2 separate regions of the Homo sapiens genome follow, and region 2 is linked to region 1. The links are chromatin loops, found by intact Hi-C in ENCODE. Cell type or tissue: dorsolateral prefrontal cortex. All regions are shown on one strand. Links, peaks and the distances in the headings refer to the core of each region. The heading gives the core; the rest is flanking DNA. Region 1 overlaps CPS1 (carbamoyl-phosphate synthase 1). Region 2 has its middle 27 kb from the start of LANCL1.

Region 1 (10,501 bases), core at 2,050-10,049:
TGGAGTTTTTATGAAAATTAACTGAGTGTTCAAAAAAGCTTGGTTGTTATTATTTTCCTTGAAGACCAGAGCTGCCACATTGAATGGACCACGATAATTATGAAATATCATGGGCAAAAAAGTGTATGTTATATCTAGAAATAAAATGTTGTGGTGAATACATCTATTTAAAATCAAATTTTGCGTCCACATGTACATTTTCTACTCCTTCCTTTCTAAGAATTTCAATCGCCTTTGTCAAAATAACACTCACTTTCTACTTGGATAAAGTAGAGTTTCTCTGAGAAATTCCATTGCCACACTGGTGATGGAAGAGAAGTTTGTAGCCATCTCTGCTATAGTATAAATAAACCCCAAGGTAGAACCAGCCAATAGCTGTGATGCCACATAGGCTTCCACAGGGCTAAATTCTCCACATGTAAAGCCCCATGGTAACCAAATACATAGTCCTAGGAAAGAGAAGCTCTATTTTTAACTCCCATTGTATGTAGTAAAAACAGAAGGTAGCAATTCTTCCTTTAAGTTTCAAAGCGGATCAAAAACTTTTCTTTAAAAAAATTTCATAGCAGTATCCCATAAACATCTCAGATATCAAATGACATAATCACTATGCTCAACCTAACTAGTTGAAATCCTTAGCTGAGAAAGTAAGGTGATCTTTTACCTGACCTCATTCAGCCCCTCTTCCTCCCATTTGTATAAGCGGCCTAGGTTGCCGTATCTGTTCTTGCTACTACTGCTCAGTTCAGGCTCTCGTGAGTTTTGTTCTGATAAGTTACAATAACCTTCTAGTTGCTTGCTCTTTTATTCAGCTTTACTTTGCTCCAAAATGACACCAAATGAGTTGACAATAGTTTCTGGAAGTGCTGATTAGCCAATGATATGAAACCTTCTAGACCTAGCTTCAGTCAGTCCATCTCCACTTATCCTTGCCCAAGTGTGTAAACCAATAGGTGTGAACCCCTTGGTTCAGCCATCCCAAACTGTGCGTAACTCTTCAAATATACTATGTTGTTCTGTACCTCTATGCCTCTTGGCAAGCCATTCCTTCTGCCTGAAACAAAGTTCTCCTGGTTCTTCATCTACCTTACTGTTACTACCCGCTCTTTGTGTCTCAAAACAGGACTCACATTTCTACAGGGCCTTCTCTGATCCACCTATCCCATTTCAATGCTGCCCCATGCATGCCCTTGCAGCATGCTATGAACACTCCAAGGACAGCATTTATCACAGGATTCTGCACATGGTGATTTACTTGCTTGTTTGTTCCACCAGGCTCTATGCTCCCCAAGGACAGAGACTGTAGCTCAAGAAACTCACTCACACCTACATTAGTAGATATTCAATCAAAACCAATGGACTTCTTTCTAAAATGTATTCTTTACCTTTTTATAAATGTATACTAAAGATATTTCACTTTAGGGTGACTCAGTCATCGTTACGAACATTAATTTTGAAACAAAGCTATAACACAATAAATCTTTAGTGTATGAATAAATATTTTTCCTGCACAAAATGCCCCCAGATTCTGATTACTGTGCCTGATTTCTGTAAAATTCTCTTGGCTCTCTGGCAGGTTACTAGCTCTGACTCCTCATCATCACTGGACCTATCTTTGGCAATTCAGTGCTTCCTTTATTTTACATTGTTAAAATCCTAAGCTGAAGAATCAGAAAAGGTGGAAGGAACACTAAATTTAGTAAAAATCCTCTAAATTGGGGCATGAAGTTTCCCATGTAAGCCTGTAAGTAAAACCAGCTTTAAATGCACTGATTTTGTAAGGTGTATTTTAGCTGCTATGAGATCCCTTTCTACCCCTGAACACTGGTGCTTCTGGAAGATAAACTCTGCCTAAATAAAGATTTTGATATTTCAAGAAGGTCTAAATGGGATCAAATAAAACTACAAAATATAAAGGAAAACCCCTCACCTTGGTTGAAACCTCAGCAATCAAATTCTGTTTATTTGGATCCACAAAATCCACAGGCTGACCTTCAAATTCAATCTTCCCAAGCATGGTACCCTATCAAATTAAAAAAATTAGACAGTTAAAAGGAAGCAACGATAAAGGTGTTGACAAGATAAACTCACAGGGACTTTAAACAGCTGCTGCAAGACTTAGATGTCTTTATAACTACTCGTAACCATCATGGAAGATCTTCATCTTCTCAAACTGAAAAGATTAAGCAATTTGCACATACATTTTGGGAAATACTCTTGGAAATACAATTAGTTCTTCTAGGGCTGACACCATTGCCTGATGAAGGCAAAGTCAAAAGGCATCAGAATTCAGGTCTCCAGGCTCCAGGCTGATGCAAATCGGGATATTTAGTAAACTTACACTACTCAGCGTATATGACCTAAAGACATTTCATGAGAGAAATGGACAAAAAAAATCTATTGAGACAATAAGGAATCTAAAAATCACAAAAAAAGCGGGAATTCATTCATTATGATAGTAATATTAATTCACAAAGAAGATGAAATGCAACATAAGTCATAAACTTCTAGAATTTGAAATGAAAATATTCACTGTTTAGGCATGTTCATATCCAAGTGTTCCTATGGGCCTGAATTGAAAGAATGTTCAACCCTCTGTAAAGTTTTCACAAACTATCCTTGCTAGCTTGAACACGACAATGTCACCTTTTTTCAGCTGTATCTTGAGATTTACTTATTTGTTAGTAAGTCTGCTTTGAACTACTTAGAAAAATGGCATGCTATATTTAGTAATCAAGATTCTATTGAGGGGTAAAAATTCAAAATAATTCATTGATATGCCCTTCTCTGATGAAATTATTGCATGGAAGGAAATAGAAGGAAGCTTTCATTTCCCTTTTAAATGTATTCCTTGAAGGAGAAGTCACTTGGGGGTAAGTGAGAGTAGAAAGTACCTATGTGTCATGCAAGCATGATGGATGTTTCAGTGCTGTTATTAAATTCAGAGTGCTGCCTCTAAGTCTGGGAACACTACCTAAAAACCACCTTTCACTTCCATAGTAGATTACTACATTTCATGGTGGCCTGTATTTACTTTTATAATCCAAGTCGCATAACCCCTTGTCTATATTTATGGATCCCTAATTTTGAAAATTGGTTTTTAGTTCTCCTTCCCCTTTTCTTAAAACATGCTGAATGAAATACGATCTTACTTTTCAAATTAAGGTTAATAGAAGTGAAAGCCATAATATACATTTTTAATATGAACCACCATCACTGATAAAGAAATATGAGGCAATACTGTTTTGTCTGTGCCAATCTATTCCGCCAATTTTGAAAACCTAACTGCCTATGATAAAAGGAGGGCTCGTTTTAACCTAACATATCACATGAAAGACAAGTGCGGTCTTGTAAAGTTTTCCTGAATCATTAGGCCTGACTATATTTTATTCAACCTGCCAATTCTGCCATCTGAATTGATTTTCCCAACTGTATTCCTTTCCCGCCCTCATAGCCTCGTCATTGCTTACTGCTCACACACATCATTAGGCTGAGAGAACACAAGAATCTCCCTGGGATATATAATTTCACTAACACCTATTCTCAGGAAAATCGTGGTAGAGTGAATAAAATCAGAGGTGGGATAGAATGATGGCATAAACTCTCACTGTCTTCCTTCTGGTCATGGGTATTTGGCCATGTTTTTATTTTCAAAGCTGTTTTTTCCTTCTGTTTACAGAAAGCCTGTGTCAATATATATATGTATATATCCTAACAAGAAATCTACAAAAAAATTTTTTGAAGACTCCTTTTCCCATATGTACTTTTTTTTTTTTTTTTTGAGACAGGGTCCTGTAGTCGCCCAGGTTGGAGTGCAGTGGCATGATCTCAGCTCACTGCAACCTCCGCCTCCCGGGTTCAAGTGATTCTTCTGCCTCAGCCTCCTAAGTAGCTGGGATTACAGGTGTGCACCACTATAACTGGCTAGTTTTTGTATATTTAGTAGAGATGGGTTTCACCATGTTGGCTAGGCTGGTCTCGAACTCCTGACCTCAAGTGATCCGTTTGCCTCAGCCTCCCAAAGTGCTGGGATTACAGGCATGACCCACTGCACCCAGCCCACATGTGTAGTTTCAAATTGTGTCATTTATCTTTTTATTTTTATGTAATTATATTTAGTAAGAAAACTTTAGTTGCATTTGGGGAATTTAGTTAACGTTAGTGACGTAATGTTTCTTTCAGATTTGGAATATGGAAATTTCAAGTAAAATAATAATAAACTCAACAAGCAGATGGTGATGAGATATTCTCAGAGGAGGGGTCAGATGTTGTAGCAATCAGACTTCACTGAAAGCAAAAGATAACCTTCCCTTTTATCACCTTGGTTATTGATATGGTCTCAACAAAGACTATATAATTGAAGTAATGCATGCAAGGCTTATTTGGCACATTCATGAAAGATAATGCATTAATTTTACAAATAACTCTTTCACAAGGACAAAACAAATAACAGTAACAATGCTGTACACTTCCTGGAGTGTATTTTTCAGCATGTAGGTTTTCACTTCAGGCAAAATTGTTATGCAATTTGTTACCTTCTCCACTTGTTTCACTAAAGTTCTATCACATGAGCTGAATTATAAATTCCTTGACTTGTTGGTATAATGAACACATAGTGGGCACTCAATAAGCTGCCAGGTGAATGAATCTCAAGTCCATTCAGTTAAAAACATACCAATCAAGTATTCAATCTTGAAAATTACAGTGAAAATAGTAAAACAAAATAACAGAGACCCAGATAGCAGAAGCTGGCCAGATTCACTCCTTTACATATTAATGGATCCCTTAGGCACTGAGGGAAACACCACACACACACACACACACACACACCCGAAGAAACATAGATTTGGCTAAAGATGATGATTATACCTTATCCCGAATTATTTTAGTCAGCATTCTTGTGTCCACTCCATAAATTGCAGGAACCTATAAGAAAAAAATTGTAGTGACAGTGAAATTGGAGGAGATTAAATCCAGCATATTGTTTTCAAGTTACAAACTTGGCCTCATCTATCTTCTTGAGCAGTAAATAATTTCTCCACTCTTTCTTTTCTCTGACCCAGGGTGACTGTATTGTCAGAACACAGTAAATTGTTGCTACAGTTAGGCATAGGACTCTTAATACCCAGGTTCTTTCTCAGAGTAAAAAAATGAGAAATTCTGAACATCAATCTTCTGCTACACTTCTATTGCTTTTAACCCAGGATGTTAAGTAAGTTAAATCACATTGGTGAACTTCATAAGCAATAATATGCAAATCCATGTTTTGAGCCAAATGTTCCTGGCACAGAGTAGGCACTCAACACATTTTTCTGAAGGGCCATGTTGAGTAGTCATGTTGTACTAAAACATGATCATCCTGTTAGTCCATCAGGCAGGACCACCATTTGTTTTAAGGTTCTTTGACTACGTTGGATAGAGACACATGTGGTATAATGAAAGAGTAATGAGTTAGGAATCAAGAAAACAGGTTCTATCCCACGGGAGGCTTTTTACTAAAATAAGATTTTTTTAAAAAGAGGTTAAAAAATGAAAACATGTTCTAGTTTTTTTTTCTTCCACTAATTATCTGAGAAATGTTTAAGCAATGTATTTGTTCTCACCGGTAAATTGAAGGAGGTGAACTGGTTATTATCTTGGATTCTTTTCTACTCTACATGTCTGTGATCATGGAAGAAGGTTCAAAGCACATTTAAAAAACGAACTTACAAGCCGTTGGTTAGGCTTACACTAAAACTATTAGTTCTGACATAGAAAAGCTATGAGAACAAGTGTCCTAAATAACAAAAAGGAAAAGGAAAGCTTGGGTTGTTGGGGGCTGGGGGGAGAGAAGTGTCTCCCAAATGACGATTACAGAAATTAGCTGCCTGGATAAGGAAGATAAATTCAGATAATAGTTGAGAAGAAAATGGCTATGGCCCAGGATATGATATGGATGCCTTCTTCTCCCTTTTAAAATTTAGAAAGAATGAGATCTAAAGAGCCAGGATCAAGATTTTTTTTATTTTTCAGAAAGCAGCAATGTTTAGCCCCCATAGATAGACACTCATTGGAGAGGCAGCACTTTCGTAGAATAAAATTCTGTCAATTACAGGCCCAGCAGTTGAACAAAAAGCAGCTACAGCAACACTGGAGATGAAGTTAATTGAAGCAGGTCCATTAACTTAAGTACTTCTAACATCCAAACAAGGCAAATGCTCTTTTTTCATTGGAAATTAATATTTATGGCTGGGCGCGGTGGCTCATGTGAGCCTGTAATCCCAGCACTTTGGGAGGCTGAGTCGGGTGGATCACATGAAGTCAGGAGTTTGAGACCAGCCTGGCCAACATGGTGAAACCCCGTCTCTACTAAAAATACAAAAAATTAGCCGGGCATGGTGGCAGGCTCCTGTACTCCCAGCTACTGGGGAGGCTGAAGCAGGTGAATAGCTTGAACCCTGGAGGTGGAGGTTGCAGTGAGCTGAGATTGCCCCATTGCACTCCAGCCTGGGCAACAAGAGTGAAAGTCCATCTCAAAAAAAAGAAAAGAAATTAATATTTAAACTAAAAGTGTAAGATAAAGTTTTATAACCCTTTTCTTACATTATTAATATGTCAAATGAAATTATATATAATTACATGTCATAATGTTGAAGCCCAACGAGACTTGATGGTAATCTGCTTATACTCATAAGAATGAGAGATGATGCAAGTATTGCATAGAATGATTATGTGACCTGCACAAAGTTACACAACCAGTTAACAGTAGAGCTGGTACTAGAACACTAGAACCCATGAAGCAAGTTCCATTACTACATTCTAGATAAAACGGTGAAGGAGAGTAAAAGACTCAATTGCTAAAGAGAAGAGAAAATGCTAAAATTTTATCTTACCCCTCCCTTCCCAAATGTGAAGTGCTACCAAGCATGTATGAGTGCCACCTAGTGGATAAACTGAAAATATGTGCTCATCAGCATTTAAGGAGGAATTCAGACATTTCAGCCTTTATGTAGTAAGAGAAGGAATCCCTCTCTGAAATGCAAAGATCCCAAACTACATGATCTTCCTCTGTCTGCTTGGCACTTCTGAATCTACAGGCACCTTCTCAACCTTCCTTAGGTGATGATGGATGCCCTATTACATTTCTTACCTTTTCTTCCTGTAGCCATTGCCCTAAACTCTTGGTAGCCAGCCAGTGGTTGTAGTCTTTACTATAATCCAGCACCAGCAAACCTGAAACCTAGAAAGACAGACAGTCATTTTAAAGAGGTTATCACAAGATATTATCCAACTCTTGTGAGTCAATTTGCATTTGTTTTTAAGTTTTATGATATCCACTGACATGAGACTTAGGATTTTTAAAAACAAGAGGCAAAAAAAAAAAAATCAATGCCCTTCTTTTAAAATATGTAATTGTTGCATTAATTATCCTGAGAGGGAGCAGGCTTACCTGGCTTGGTAAATCCTGAGACTAAACTAGGTCCCCCTTCTGACATGCATGGCATTTATCAAGAATTTAATTAATAATTACTGGCTTAATGCACATGATGAACAAAATCATTTTTAATTTATACTTAAAGCAGAGAAAAAATTGATGGGAAATTGTGAGAAATAGTGAAAACTAAGTTAAATGATCAGTTGAAGTCATTCAAAAATGGAATGGTGAAAAAATAGTATTGAATTTGGAATATAAATTTTTGAATTGTTTATATGATATATATTCCTAAGAGAGTATCCAAAATTACCTTGTTTAGGAAATCTTAATATGTTTACTTTTAGACTGGCATAAAAGCTATCTTTAAATCATCCCCTAGAGGCTAAGATTAAAAAGCAAATAATTGATACAGAATTCATTACCAAATTCCTTTTAAAAGGTGATTCTTCCCCAATCCTTTTATAGCATAGTTGTTATTTGAACTTATAACATTTTTTTCAAGTTAAGCCAAGTTTCATCCAACGCATTAAAATTCAAAGTGCCCTGAGAAATGAAACTCAAAATACTGTCAAGTTAAAGATTATTCTCATGTACCTAGGAATAAGATTGAATACATGAGCTTAATGATTTGTACTACCGTATTGAGGAAGAAAGTTTGGCCATCCTAATTCTTAAGAATAAGTCAACTATACTCCCTCAAATTGAGACTTTTTAAATGGCCACCACTGGTACTACCTTGATTCCATTAGACTCCAAATATTTGCTAAGTCCCAGTTCATCCAGAGCAGTAGTATCAGGAGCTCCACCATTCCCAATAATAGGGTTGGCCATTGTGAGAATCTGTCCTTTGTAGGCAGGGTCAGTAATAGCTTCTGGGTACCTGGGTAAACATGCCAAAAAATTATCAGCAAATAATGTATGTAACTACAAAGCTATAATCTGCATACATGCTCTGAATTATTTAACCCTTGAAAATGAGAAGAATCCAACAAGAATGTCTCTAGATTTTAACGTACCTGGGGAAATGTTATGACAGAATATAAAAATTTATACCACGATGTCATTGATATAAAGAAAAACCAACTCGTGAGTACCAAGGTATATTTTCATATAAGTTTTATTCCCTCAATTTCTTTAAATTTTTTAATTCCTTTAAAAATCCCTTGCTAGCATCTTAATTTTTAAAATATCCCTGCTCTATTTAAAGTTTGCAGATACTCTAAAGATTTCCCTGGCCTACCAGATATCATTGAGCCCAAACTGATATTTACTGTTGAGGGCTGCCAGTTTCACCAAGATAGTAACCATCGAAACATTGAAAAGTTTTTCTTGATATTTTTTAGGATACTGAAGAGTAGCCTGATTGTGTTAGTGGTGGTTGCATGAGTATATATGATTATTAAAATTCAATGAATATTTAGAATAAGTGAGTTAATTTATATGAAAGAATAACTCAATAAAGTTGATTTTTAAAATATTTTAATTTTAGAAAGAAGCATATAAGTTTGAAAGTTATTATCTGCTTAGAAAAAAATTCATCTCGCAGACTTGACTTGAGGGATTTCTGACTTCTAAGTTAAAAGATGCCAACTAACTATTTTAAAGTACTGATATGGAATTAGGGAGGAATGCAGGAGGGCTATATTTTTAAGTTTGGGTGAGAGGAAAAATACAAATATATCGTGTGTGTGTGTGTGTGTGTGTGTGTGCATATACATATCGTGTGTGTATATACACACACACACATATTTCTTATTCTTAAGAAGAAGAAACGTTATTCCCATGAATACCAGGAGCTATCTACACTTTTTCCATGCACTGGAATACACTGCAATTGAGGTTTTTTTCCTGCTCTCTTCCATGTCCACTTTCTGCAAAATGAGTTAAGCTAAATCCTTTTTTGTGGATTACAACTGAAAGTGAATTTAGGTGCTCAGGGGCACAGAATCAACGACTTTGAAACCAATAAAGTTTAACGCAGGCAGTAGTCAACATAAATTCTTCAACACCATCCAGACTAACGCCTACCAGAACTAACCTTGTCAACAAAATACATAGTCTTTCAGCTCTGCAATCCCTAAGGTGACTCGAGGGCTGTGGTGTTTTTCCGCAGCTTCCATCAGCTAATTTCTCAGATGTCTCTTATCTGTCAGGAACTGATAATTTTTTAACCAAGGCTTGCCCACAATATAAATGCATTGCTTAAAGATGAAAAACAAAATAACCCCTTTAATTATCAACCACCTTACTGAGTGAGGCACGTAATGAATGAAAGAAGCATTTCTCAATGGAAAATAGGGTCTATGGACTAATCTTATAGATGAATACCTTTTCCTACATCAAAAAAAAACTTTAATTAATTTGATTTTACTTCTCTTTCTTCTTTCTTTCCATAAAAGAACTTACCATTCCCTTTAAACATATGCTTACAATACTCTTCAGTAAATGAATAAATATACTTTGTTTTAGAGAACTACAGTGTTGGGAGCAAATTAATCCATCAGCTCCTGTTTGACTTTTGTGATGTGACAAGATTTATTACCTGTAAACTATCACAGAGAAGAAAACTCTAGTGCCCTCCATCATGCTGATCTATATTAAACAGTTGTTTGTTGGCAGGTATATTAACACAGCTAGTAATTAGTGCTGTCGAAAAGTTTAAATAATTGCCTGGTGAAGCAAAACTTTGCAAACAGATTTCATACACTGTAATTTAATGTTCTCACCAGTGGAACTATTTAAAAACCCCTCTAATATTCTTCATTTCACACAGGGAGGCAAGAGTTTAAGAAAGAATATAAATTAATAATATAATGGAAGTTTGGTCAATTAGTATATTCAGTATCAGTGAACCTAATGCCCCCTTGTCTTTATGAGACTAACTTGAATTTCTCTAAAGAATTTATCAAATATTTCATAGAATACTAGTTGGATTGAATCTGTATTGGAAACCCCTTCAATCAATCTAGTCATGTTTTTAAGACACATAATTGTTTAAATCCCCAGCTGTAAATTAGTATTTAATCCAACCCCCTCACTTTTTATATGAAGAAACTAGAACTCAAAAAGCTTAAGTGATGTTCCCAA
Region 2 (10,501 bases), core at 1,083-9,082, 74 kb after region 1:
GGTTCTGTTTATATACTGGATTATGTTTAATGATTTGCATATGTTGAACCAGCCTTGCATCCCAGGGATGAAGCCCACTTGATCATGGTGGATAAGCTTTTTGATGTGCTGCTGGATTCGGTTTGCCAGTATTATATTGAGGATTTTTGCATTGATGTTCATCAGGGATCTTGGTCTAAAATTCTCTTTTTTTGTTGTGTCTCTGCCAGGCTTTGGTATCAGGATGATGCTGGCCTCATAAAATGAGTTAGGGAGGATTCCCTCTTTTTCTATTGATTGGAATAGTTTCAGAAGGAATGGTACCAGCTCCTCCTTGTACCTCTGGTAGAATTCAGCTGTGAATCTGTCTGGTCCCGGACTTTTTTTGGTTGGTAAGCTATTAATTATTGCCTCAATTTCAGAGCCTGTTATCGGTCTATTCAGAGATTCAACTTCTTCCTGGTTTAGTCTTGGGAGGGTGTATGTGTCAAGGAATTTATCCATTTCTTCTAGATTTTCTAGTTTATTTGCGTAGAGGTGTTTATACTATTCTCTGATGGTAGTTTGTATTTCTGTAGGATCAGTGGTGATATCCCCTTTATCATTTTTTAATTGCATCTATTTGATTCTTCTCTGTTTTCTTCTTTATTAGTCTTGCTAGTGGTCTATCAATTTTGTTGATCTTTTCACAAAACCAGCTCCTGGATTCATTGATTTTTTGAAGGGTTTTTTGTGTCTCTATTTCCTTCAGTTCTGCTCTGATCTTAGTTATTTCTTGCCTTCTGCTAGCTTTTAAATGTGTTTGCTCTTGCTTCTCTAGTTCTTTTAATTGTGATGTTAGGGTGTCAATTTTAGATCTTTCCTGCTTTCTCTTGTGGGCATTTAGTGCTATAAATTTCCCTCTACACACTGCTTTGAATGTGTCCCAGAGATTCTGGTATGTTGTGTCTTTGTTCTCATTGGTTTCAAAGAACATCTTTATTTCTGCCTTCATTTCATTATGTACCCAGTAGTCACTCAGGAGCAGGTTGTTCAGTTTCCGTGTAGTTGAGTGGTTTTGAGTGAGTTTCTTAATCCTGAGTTCTAGTTTGATTGCACTGTGGTCTGAGAGACAGTTTGTTATAATTTCTGTTCTTTTACATTTGCTGAGGAGTGCTTTACTTCCAACTATGTGGTCAATTTTGGAATAGGTGTGGTGTGGTGCTGAAAAGAATGTCTATTCTGTTGATTTGGGGTGGAGAGTTCTGTAGATGTCTATTAGGTCTGCTTGGTGCAGAACTGAATTCAATTTCTGGATATCCTTGTTAACTTTCTGTCTCGTTGATCTGTCTAATGTTGACAGTGGGGTGTTAAAGTCTCCCATTATTATTGTGTGGGAGTCTAAGTCTCTTTGTAGGTCTCTAAGGACTTGCTTTATGAATCTGGGTGCTCCTGTATTGGGTGCATATATATTTAGGATAGTTAGCTCTTCTTGTTGCATTGATCCCTTTACCATCATGTAATGGCCTTCTTTGTCACTTTTGATCTTTGTTGGTTTAAAGTCTGTTTTATCAGAGACTAGGATTGCAACCCCTGCCTTTTTTTGTTTTCCATTTGCTTGGTAGATCTTCCTCCATCCCTTTATTTTGAGCCTATGTGTGTCTCTGCATGTGAGATGGGTTTCCTGAATACAGCACACTGATGGGTCTTGACTCTTTATCCAATTTGCCAGTCTGTGTCTTTTAATTGGAGCATTTAGCCCATTTACATTTAAGGTTAATATTGTTATGTGTGAATTTGATCCTGTCATTATGATGTTAGCTGGTTATTTTGCTCGTTAGTTGATGCACTTTCTTCCTAGCCTCGCTGGTCTTTACAATTTGGCATGTTTTTGCAGTGGGTGGTACCAGTTGTTCCTTTCCATGTTTAGTGCTTCCTTCAGGAGCTCTTTTAGGGCAGGCCTGGTGGTGAGAAAATCTCTCAGCATTTGCTTATCTATAAAGTATTTTATTTCTCCTTCACTTATGAAGCTTAGTTTCACTGGATAAGAAATTCTGGGTTGAAAATTCTTTTCTTTAAGAATGTTGAATATTGGCCCCCACTCTCTTCTGCCTTCTAGAGTTTCTGCCGAGAGATCCATTGTTAGTCTGATAGGCTTCCCTTTATGGGTAACCCGACCTTTCTCTCTGGCTGCCCTTAACATTTTTTCCTGCATTTCAACTTTGGTGAATCTGACAATTCTGTGTCTTGGAGTTGCTCTTCTTGAGGAGTATCTTTGTGGCGTTCTCTGTATTTCCTGAATCTGAATGTTGGCCTGCCTTGCTAGATTAGGGAAGTTCTCCTGGATAATATCCTGCAGAGTGTTTTCCAACTTGGTCCCATTCTCCCTGTCACTTTCAGGTACACCAATCAGACATAGATTTGGTCTTTTCACAAAGTCCCATATTTCTTGGAGGCTTTGTTCATTTCTTTTTATTCTTTTTTCTCTAAACTTCTCTTCTCACTTCATTTCATTCGTTTGATCTTCCATCACTGATACCCTTTCTTCCAGTTGATCGAATTGGCTACTGAGGCTTGTGCATTCGTCACGTAGTTCTCGTGCCTTGGTTTTCAGCTCCATCAGGTCCTTTAAGGACTTCTTTGCATTGGTTATTCTAGTTAGCCATTTGTCTAATCTTTTTTCAAGGTTTTTAACTTCTTTGCCATGGGTTCGAACTTCCTCCTTTAGCTTGGAGTAGTTTGATTGTCTGAAGCCTTCTCTCAGCTCGTCAGAGTCATTCTCCATGTTTCATTGCTGGTGAGGAGCTGCGTTCCTTTGGAGTAGAGTAGAAGAGGCGCTCTGATTTTAGAATTTTCAGTTTTTCTGCTCTGTTTTTTCCCCATCTTTGTGGTTTTATCTACCTTTGGTCTTTGATGATGGTGACATACAGATGGGGTTTTGGTGTGGATGTCTTTTCTGCTTGTTAGTTTTCCTTCTAACAGTCAGGACCCTCAGCTGCAGGTCTGTTGGAGTTTGCTGGAGGTCCACTCCTGACCCTGTTTGCCTGGGTATCAGAAGCGGAGGCTGCAGAACAGCGGATATTGGCGAACAGCAAATGTTGCTGCCCGATCGTTCCTCTGGAAGTTTTGTCTCAGAGGAGTACCCGGCCATGTGAGGTGTCAGTCTGCCCCTACTGTGGAGTGCCTCCCAGTTAGGCTATTCGGGGGTCAGCACCCACTTGAGGAGGCAGTCTGTCCATTCCAGATCTCCAGCTGCATGCTGGGAGAACCACTACTCTCTTCAAAACTGTCAGACAGGGACATTTAAGTCTGCAGAGGTTTCTGCTGCCTTTTGTTTGGCTATGCCTGCCCCCAGAGGTGGAGTCTACAGAGGCAGCCATGCCTCCTTGAGCTGCGGTGGGCTCCACCCAGTTCGAGCTTCCCTGTGCTTTTTTTACATACTCAAGCCTCAGCAATGGCAGGTGCCCCTCCCCCAGCCTCGCTGCCACCTTGCAGTTTGATCTCAGACTGCTGTATTAGCAATGAGCAAGTCTCCGTGGGCATAGGACCCTTCGTGCCAGGTGTGGGATACAATCTCCTGGTGTGCCGTTTGCTAAGACGGTTGGAAAAGCAAAGTGTTAGGGTGGGAGTGACCCAATTTTCCAGGTGCCCTCTGTCACCCCTTTCCCTGGCTAAGAAAGGGAATTCCCTGACCCCTTGTGCTTCCCGGGTGAGGCGATGCTCGCCCTGCTTCGGCTCATGCTCAGTGCACTGCACCCACTGTCCTGCACCCACTGTCTGATACTCCCCAGTGAGATGAACCCAGTACCTCAGTTGGAAATGCAGAAATCATTCGTCTTCTGTGTCGCTCACGCCGGGAGCAGTAGACTGGAGCTGTTCCTATTTGGCCCGATTCTGCTGTTTCCAACTGAGTCTTCTAGCTCTTAGATTCTTCTATTGAGATTATCACTGTTTTCTAGCAAGGACTGTGCTTCTTTTCTTTCTTCATGATATTAGGTTGGTGCTAAAGTAATTGCAGTTTTGGCCACTACTTTCAATGGCAAAAACTGCAATTACTTTTGCACCAACCTATATGTTGATTGAAAATATTTCAGAGCCCTAATTATAGGATGAATTTCTTCCTTCTAGGTGCTTTCTTTGCAATATGATTGTACTCCCTTGGAAATAGCTCATTTCAGAAAGCTGTCTGCTTTCTTCATGCCCAATACAGCATGAATTACACTAAAAACACACTCTTAGGCAGAGTGTGTGGTGGCCTCCTTCTTCCAGACTTCTGTTGACCTAAAGAGGTTAATGTATGACCAACGAGAAAAAGCTCCCAAATGCCTTATATATCAGCCCCTATTCCTATTTACTTTTAAGTAGTGTAGAAGTGAGTCAGAAAAAAAAAGTAGGTCGTCCTCCCAATTGTTCACTTTCCAAATTTATTTAGGATTGTGCAGACACACTAAATGATCCCAGTCACAACTGAGAAGGAAGTTTCCCGCCTTTTAATTTTTCTGCCAGTAAGAAGTGGGTATGCCACAATGTACTTAGGTCCTCCAGCATGGGGTAGAACTGGGTTTGGAGCATCTGTTGAATCTTATACCAAAAGAAATATAGCTACATTAACAGGAAATACACCCTTTTCTAACAACTATCCAATTGGAGAATCTATCCTTTACTTGCTTGTTACTCCAATACACAACCCTTTGGAATCTAGATACAGAGTTAAGGTGTACTGTGTCAGATTGCCTGGAATCAGAGCTTGGCTCAGCAACTTATCAGCTGCATGACATTGAGCAACTTACTTAACCCTACTTTTACTCAATTTCTTCATCTGTAAAATGGGGATAATAATAGGACCTAGCTCATGACACTGATGTGAGGATTAATGACACAACATATGACAAGTGATTAAAACAATATCCAGAATATAGTTTGCACTCAACGTTAGCTATTAATGTAAAATTTAAAAAAGACTTTTTTCTTGCATTTGTGGTGGTTTATTTTGCATTGTTTGTGGGGTTTTATTTGTTTGGTCGGTTGTTTTGTTTCTTAATGAAGATGGGAACCTGATGCTGCTAGATGGAAACTAGGGAAGAATAAACAATGGATCTTCACGGGTGGACACACACCATGCCTTGTTCCACTGTTTCAGGCAGTGACCCATCAGTATATGTCACTCAGGGAAAAAGAAAGCACAGTGGTATATCCTGGCACCAAAAGCGCAGCATCTCCCTGAACAACAAGCAGCTGGGCTGGGACAAAGCCAGGGAAGGAATGCAATCTCTTTGAAAAAAAAAATCACAACACATCTTCCTATTCTGACAGCCCAGGGGAAAGAGGCAGCTTTATGGAATAAAGCAGCAATGTGCTATGTGGTCTTCCAGTGAAAAGCATCAGAGAAGCACACCCTATTATTGTGCAAAAACCCCTACTTGTATGTACACTAAGAGCTTTGGCCGTCACCCGAATTGTGCTGTAAAGAGGAAAGGATTTTGACTGTTTTTCCCTGATACGGCATAAAATTCTTTCTTCCTGGATTTGGCGGGTGCTACCACAGCTGCTATGAACAAACAACATTGCAGAGGAAGTCTCCTGAATAAGAATTTTTCCATTGTAACCTGAATGTGTTCACCCTTCTAAGAATATTGTGTAGGTATCGTTTTTGGATTCCTAAAATTTTTATCTACGACAAAGGTGGCAAACTAAGATTTAATCCACCTGTAAATTCATCATAACCAGTTTACAAACAGTGGTTACAGACAGAAACCAAGAAAAGGGAAAAGATAAAGGTAAAAAGAGGCCACCAACAAAGAGTAAGAGAGAGAAAGACACAGAGAAGGGGAGAACACACACCTGCTGGAAATAATAAGAAAAATGTGAACTAATATTTATGCCGGGGGTTTTACTTTCTCCCTTCAGACGATAGAACGTTTATTTAATGAGTCTCTCTCTATCAACTTGTCAAGCAAAACAGCTCTACCTTCTGGGCCTCGAGCTTTGGGAAAGGAGCTAAAATGTCATTCCCCCACGAAGCTTCTTAAGCTGAGTGTCTCAAGTATATTGCACAGGGAAAATGAAAATCCCAAATAACCAGAATCTCCTCCGTCCCAAGAATTGCCTGCGCCATCTAGTGGCAGCATGTGACATAACCTTGAAGAGGTTACCAGTGGAATCTCTAGAGCTTCTCACTTTTTCTGTAGAGTTAGGAAGAGTTAAATTATCCACCTAGTCACAGGATGTCAGTGCTGGAGATACCTTAGCAAAGCCAATGATCTCAATTCTGCCTGCACAAGAGAACCATATACAGAACTTTTAAAAATTAGGTCAGTGCCTGGGTCTTCTGCCAAATAAAAGGAATCAGAATGTCTATGACAAGGGCCAAAGAAATTGGGATTTTTAAAAAGCTCTTCAGTCAATTAAGGTGAATCAAGCCTTGAGAAACACTGAGCTAATTCAACCCTTCCTTATTTTAAAATGTAAAGAGGAGGGACAAGTTACCCTTTTTGTTGCATTACTGGGAGAACAGAGATAGGAACTGAACCCCTCACTCAAATTTTGATATCTTATTAGAGCAATGTGAAAGTCACGAGACTATGAAGGGTCAGGGCAGGATGGAGGCAAGAAGCACCACTCAGACCCAGGAACTATGACTTCCCTTTAGAGTGGAGTTGTTTTGCTCTTTGCTTTTTTCTCTCTCCTGTCCTGAAATCCACTCCAAAATTGTTCAAACTAAATTAACATATGCAAGCAGCATTTATTTGAAAAGATGCTTTTTAACATTATATGTATATATGTGTGTATATATATATAAAAAATATATCTCTATATTTATATCTCTTTTATATATAAATATATATATCTATATGTATCTCATAGATATCTCTATATCTCTCTTTTATATATATATTATATATATATAAAATATACATATATATAAAAAAATATATATATATAGAGAGAGAGAGATTATTTTTTCCCAAGATGGTGGATTAGAAGCTTTCAGTGTGCCTCGACCACTTGGAAATAGCAAGATATTGCACAAAGATCAACTCTGTGAGCATTAATTCGAGAAGGAAAATTGGTAATATGGTTTGGCTTTGTGTCCCCACTCAAATCTCACCTTGAGTTGTGATAATCTCCACGTGTCAAGGGTGGGACCAGGTGGAAATAATTGAATCATGGGGGCAGTTTCCCCCATGCTGTTCTCATGATGGTGAGTGGGTTCTCACAAGATCTGATGGCTATATAAAGGGCTTTCCCCACTTCTCGGCACTCATTTTCTCTCCTGCCACCCTGTGAGGAGGTGCCTCCTGCCATAATTGCAAGTTTCTTGAGGGCTCTCCAGCCATGTGGAACTGTGAGTCAATTAAACCTTTTTCCCTTATAAATTACACAGTTTCAGGAATTTTTTCATCACAGCCTGAAAACAGACTAATACAGTAACTTGGTACTGGGTAATGGGAGGCTGCTGTAAAGATAGCTGAAAATGTGGAGATGACTTTAGAAGTGGGTAACAGGCAGAGGTTGGAACAGTTTGGAGGGCTCAGAAGAAGACAGGAAGATGTGAGAAAGTTTGGAACTTCCTAGAGACTTGTCTAATGGTTTTGACTAAAATGCTGACAGAGATATGGACAATGAAGTCCAGGCTGAGATGGTCTCAGATAGAGATGAGGAACTTGTTGGGAATTAGAATAAAGGTGAGTATTGCTATGCTTTAGCAAAGGGACTGGTGGTATTTTGCCCCTGCCCTAGAGATCTGTAGAACTTTGAACTTGAGAGAGATGATTTAGGGTATCTGGTGGAAGAAATTTCTAAGCAGCAAAGCATTCAAGAAGTGACTTGGGTGCTGTTAAAAGCATTCAGTTTTACGTATTCACAAAGATATGGTTTGGGATTGCAACTTATGTTTAAAAGGGAAGCAGAGCATAAAAGTTTGGAAAATTTGCAGCCTGATGATGCAATAGAAAAGAAAAACCCATTTCCTGAGGAGAAATTCAAGCCTATCACAGCAATTTGCTAAGTAACAAGGAGCAGAATGTTAATCACCAAGACAATGGGAAAATGTCCCCAGGGTATGTCAGTGACCTTCATGGCAGCCCCTCCCATTATAGGCCCAGAGGCCTGGGAGGAAAATATGGTTTCCTGGGACCAGGTCCAGGGCCCCCCGATGTGTGCAGCCTAGAGACTTGGTGCTCTGTTTCCCAGCCACTCTAGCCATGGCTAAAAATGCCCAAGGTACAGCTCTGGCCATGGCTTCAGAGGGCACAAGCCCCAAGCCTGGCAGTTTCCACATGGTGTTGAGCCTGTGGGTGCAGAGAAGTCAAGAATTGAAGTTTGGGGACCTCCACCTAGATTTCAGAGGATATATGGAAACACCTAGATGTCCAAGCAGAAATTTGCTGTAGGGTTAGAGCCCTCATGGAGAACCCTCTGCTAGGGCAGTGTGGAAGGGAAAGATGGGGTTGGAGCCCCCACACAAAGTCCCCACTGGGGCACTGCCTAGTGGAGCTGTGAGAAGAGGGCCACCATCCTCCAGACCCCAGAATGGTAGATCCATCACCAGCTTTCACAGTACGCCTGGAAAACTGCAAACACTCAGTGCCAGTCGTGAAAACAGCTGGGAGGAGCCTGCACCCTGCAAAGCCACAGGGGCAGAGCTGCCAAGGATGTGGGAGCCTTCCTCTTGCATCAGTGTGACCTGGATATGAGACATAAGAGTCAAAGGAGATCATTTTGGAGCTTTAAGTTTTAATGACTGCCCTATTGAATGTCGGACTTGCATGGGGACTGTAGACCCTTTGTTTTGGCCAATTTCTCCCATTTGGAATAGGTGTATTTACCCAAGGCCTGTACCTCCACTGTATCTAGGAAGGAACTAACTTGCTTTGGATTTTATAGCCCTATAGGCAGAAGAGACTTGCCTTATCTCAGATGAAACTTTGGACTTTGACTTTTGGGTTAATGCTGGAATGAATTAAGACTTTGGGGGACTGTTGGGAGGGCATGATTGTGTTTTGAAATTTGAGGACATGAGATTTGGGAGGAGCCAGTGGTGGGATGATATCACATGGCTGTGTCCCCACCCAAATCTCATCTTGAATTGTAATCTTGAAATGATAATCCCCAGGTGTCAAGGGCGGGATCAGGTGGAGATAATTGAATCATGGGGGCGGTTCCCCCATGCTGTTTTCATGATAGTGGATGAGTTCTCATGAGATCTGATGGTTTTATAAGGGGCTTCCCCCTTTGCTTGGCACTCATTCTCTCTCCTGCCACCCTGTGAAGATGTGCCTTCCACCATAATTGTAAGCTTCCTGAGGCCTCCCCTAAAAACCGTGGATAACTGTGAGTCAATTAAACCTTTTTTCCTTATAAATTATCCAGTCTTGGGAATTTCTTCATACAGTGTGAGAACAAACTAATACAACACGAATCCCCTGATATTGTGAAAGATACTCCAGCTCCCAAGGAGAAGAACGTGGGCAAACAGCCCTCATGATGGCATCTGGCTGACAATGTGTGAAGCCCCAGTACGTGAGAGGGGAGGAGAGCCTCCCTCTACTACTCACCTTTCCACTGGGGATCCCAGCAACCTAGGCTGAGGGAGAGCACTTTTTTCTCCCAAGTCCTGGAGCTAACTTGGAGAGAGGCTTGGAAGTGCTGAGAGGAAAAGACACAGGGAAAAGCTGCAGGCATTTTCTCAGACCCAGGACTGAAAGCAGGATGCCGTTTTTAACCCGAGTGCATACAAAGTCAGCCATTCTTTGGCAATCTGGCACCGTGGCTGCACAGGCATTTTTGTCTTGGGCCAGAGATTGGAGCGCTTGCTCTGGAGTGGTGTAGAGGTCTCTACAGCCAGAATTACAGAAAGTGCCTCATCAGTAGGCACTGGAATTGTGCTCTCCCCTGTCACAGGCCTGGAGCTGGAGGAAAGCTGCTCATCCAGTTTCTCCTGGATGAGGAGACTTGCAGCCAGGACCAGCTTGGAGACATAGAACAGGTTTATGTGTATCATTTCTGGGTGGCCCAACCTCCTTCTCTGGGATCACGGTGCAGTGGGTCCCTCTCCACTCCACTCCCAGGCAGAAATCCAGGTATTTGAAACACCTGGTGACATTGACTAGCAACCTAAGATACCCCACCCTGCCTGTGCAGAGATCATGGTACAGCAGGGCCCTCTCTGCTTCATGCCCAGGCAGATCTCCTAGCAGTTGCAGCTACCATTCACCCAGATCAGCATACCAAGCCACCCAACCATTCCTGTGTGGAGACTGTGGTGAAGCCCAGGCCCTCTCTGCTCCACCCTCTGGCAGATATCCAGGCATTTGGAGCATCCACTCACCTGAATCAACAGCCTGAGCCAGCCCACCCATCCTGTTCAGACACCATGGTGAAGCACAGCCCTCTTTACTCCATGCACAGGCATATCTCCAAGCAGTAAGAGTACCTGTTATCCTGGCTTGCCAGCCTGAGCTCTCCCGCCCTATCTGTGCAGAGATTGTGGTCCAGCAAGGCCCTCTACACTCCACACCCAGGCAGATCTCCAAGCATCTAG

Evidence for each region. Peaks named below come from ENCODE experiments on the same cell type or tissue, not always from the same donor. Only the 100,000 strongest peaks of a DNase experiment are listed, where the experiment ranks them.
Region 2: it touches region 1 in a loop (5-fold over the local background); 6 of 110 quality-filtered maps call a loop at or near these places.

Annotation. Positions count from the first base shown.
Region 1 is chr2:210,574,139-210,584,639 of GRCh38, reverse strand. CPS1 (carbamoyl-phosphate synthase 1) reads right to left here. Exons shown (of 38, transcript NM_001875.5): 3 at 8,150-8,294; 4 at 7,130-7,219; 5 at 4,870-4,926; 6 at 1,931-2,023. Among named protein-coding and RNA genes, the nearest start is that of CPS1, 23 kb to the right of the region's middle. In dorsolateral prefrontal cortex, for the core only: a CTCF peak has its summit at 6,917 (motif pointing left); no DNase peak of the experiment used is centred there.
Region 2 is chr2:210,498,767-210,509,267 of GRCh38, reverse strand. It overlaps a transcript of CPS1 not described here. Among named protein-coding and RNA genes, the nearest start is that of LANCL1, 27 kb to the right of the region's middle. In dorsolateral prefrontal cortex, for the core only: CTCF peaks have their summits at 5,865 and 6,066 (motif pointing left); DNase peaks (open chromatin) are centred at 5,177 and 6,057; H3K4me3 peaks cover 1,317 bases; H3K27ac peaks cover 5,629 bases.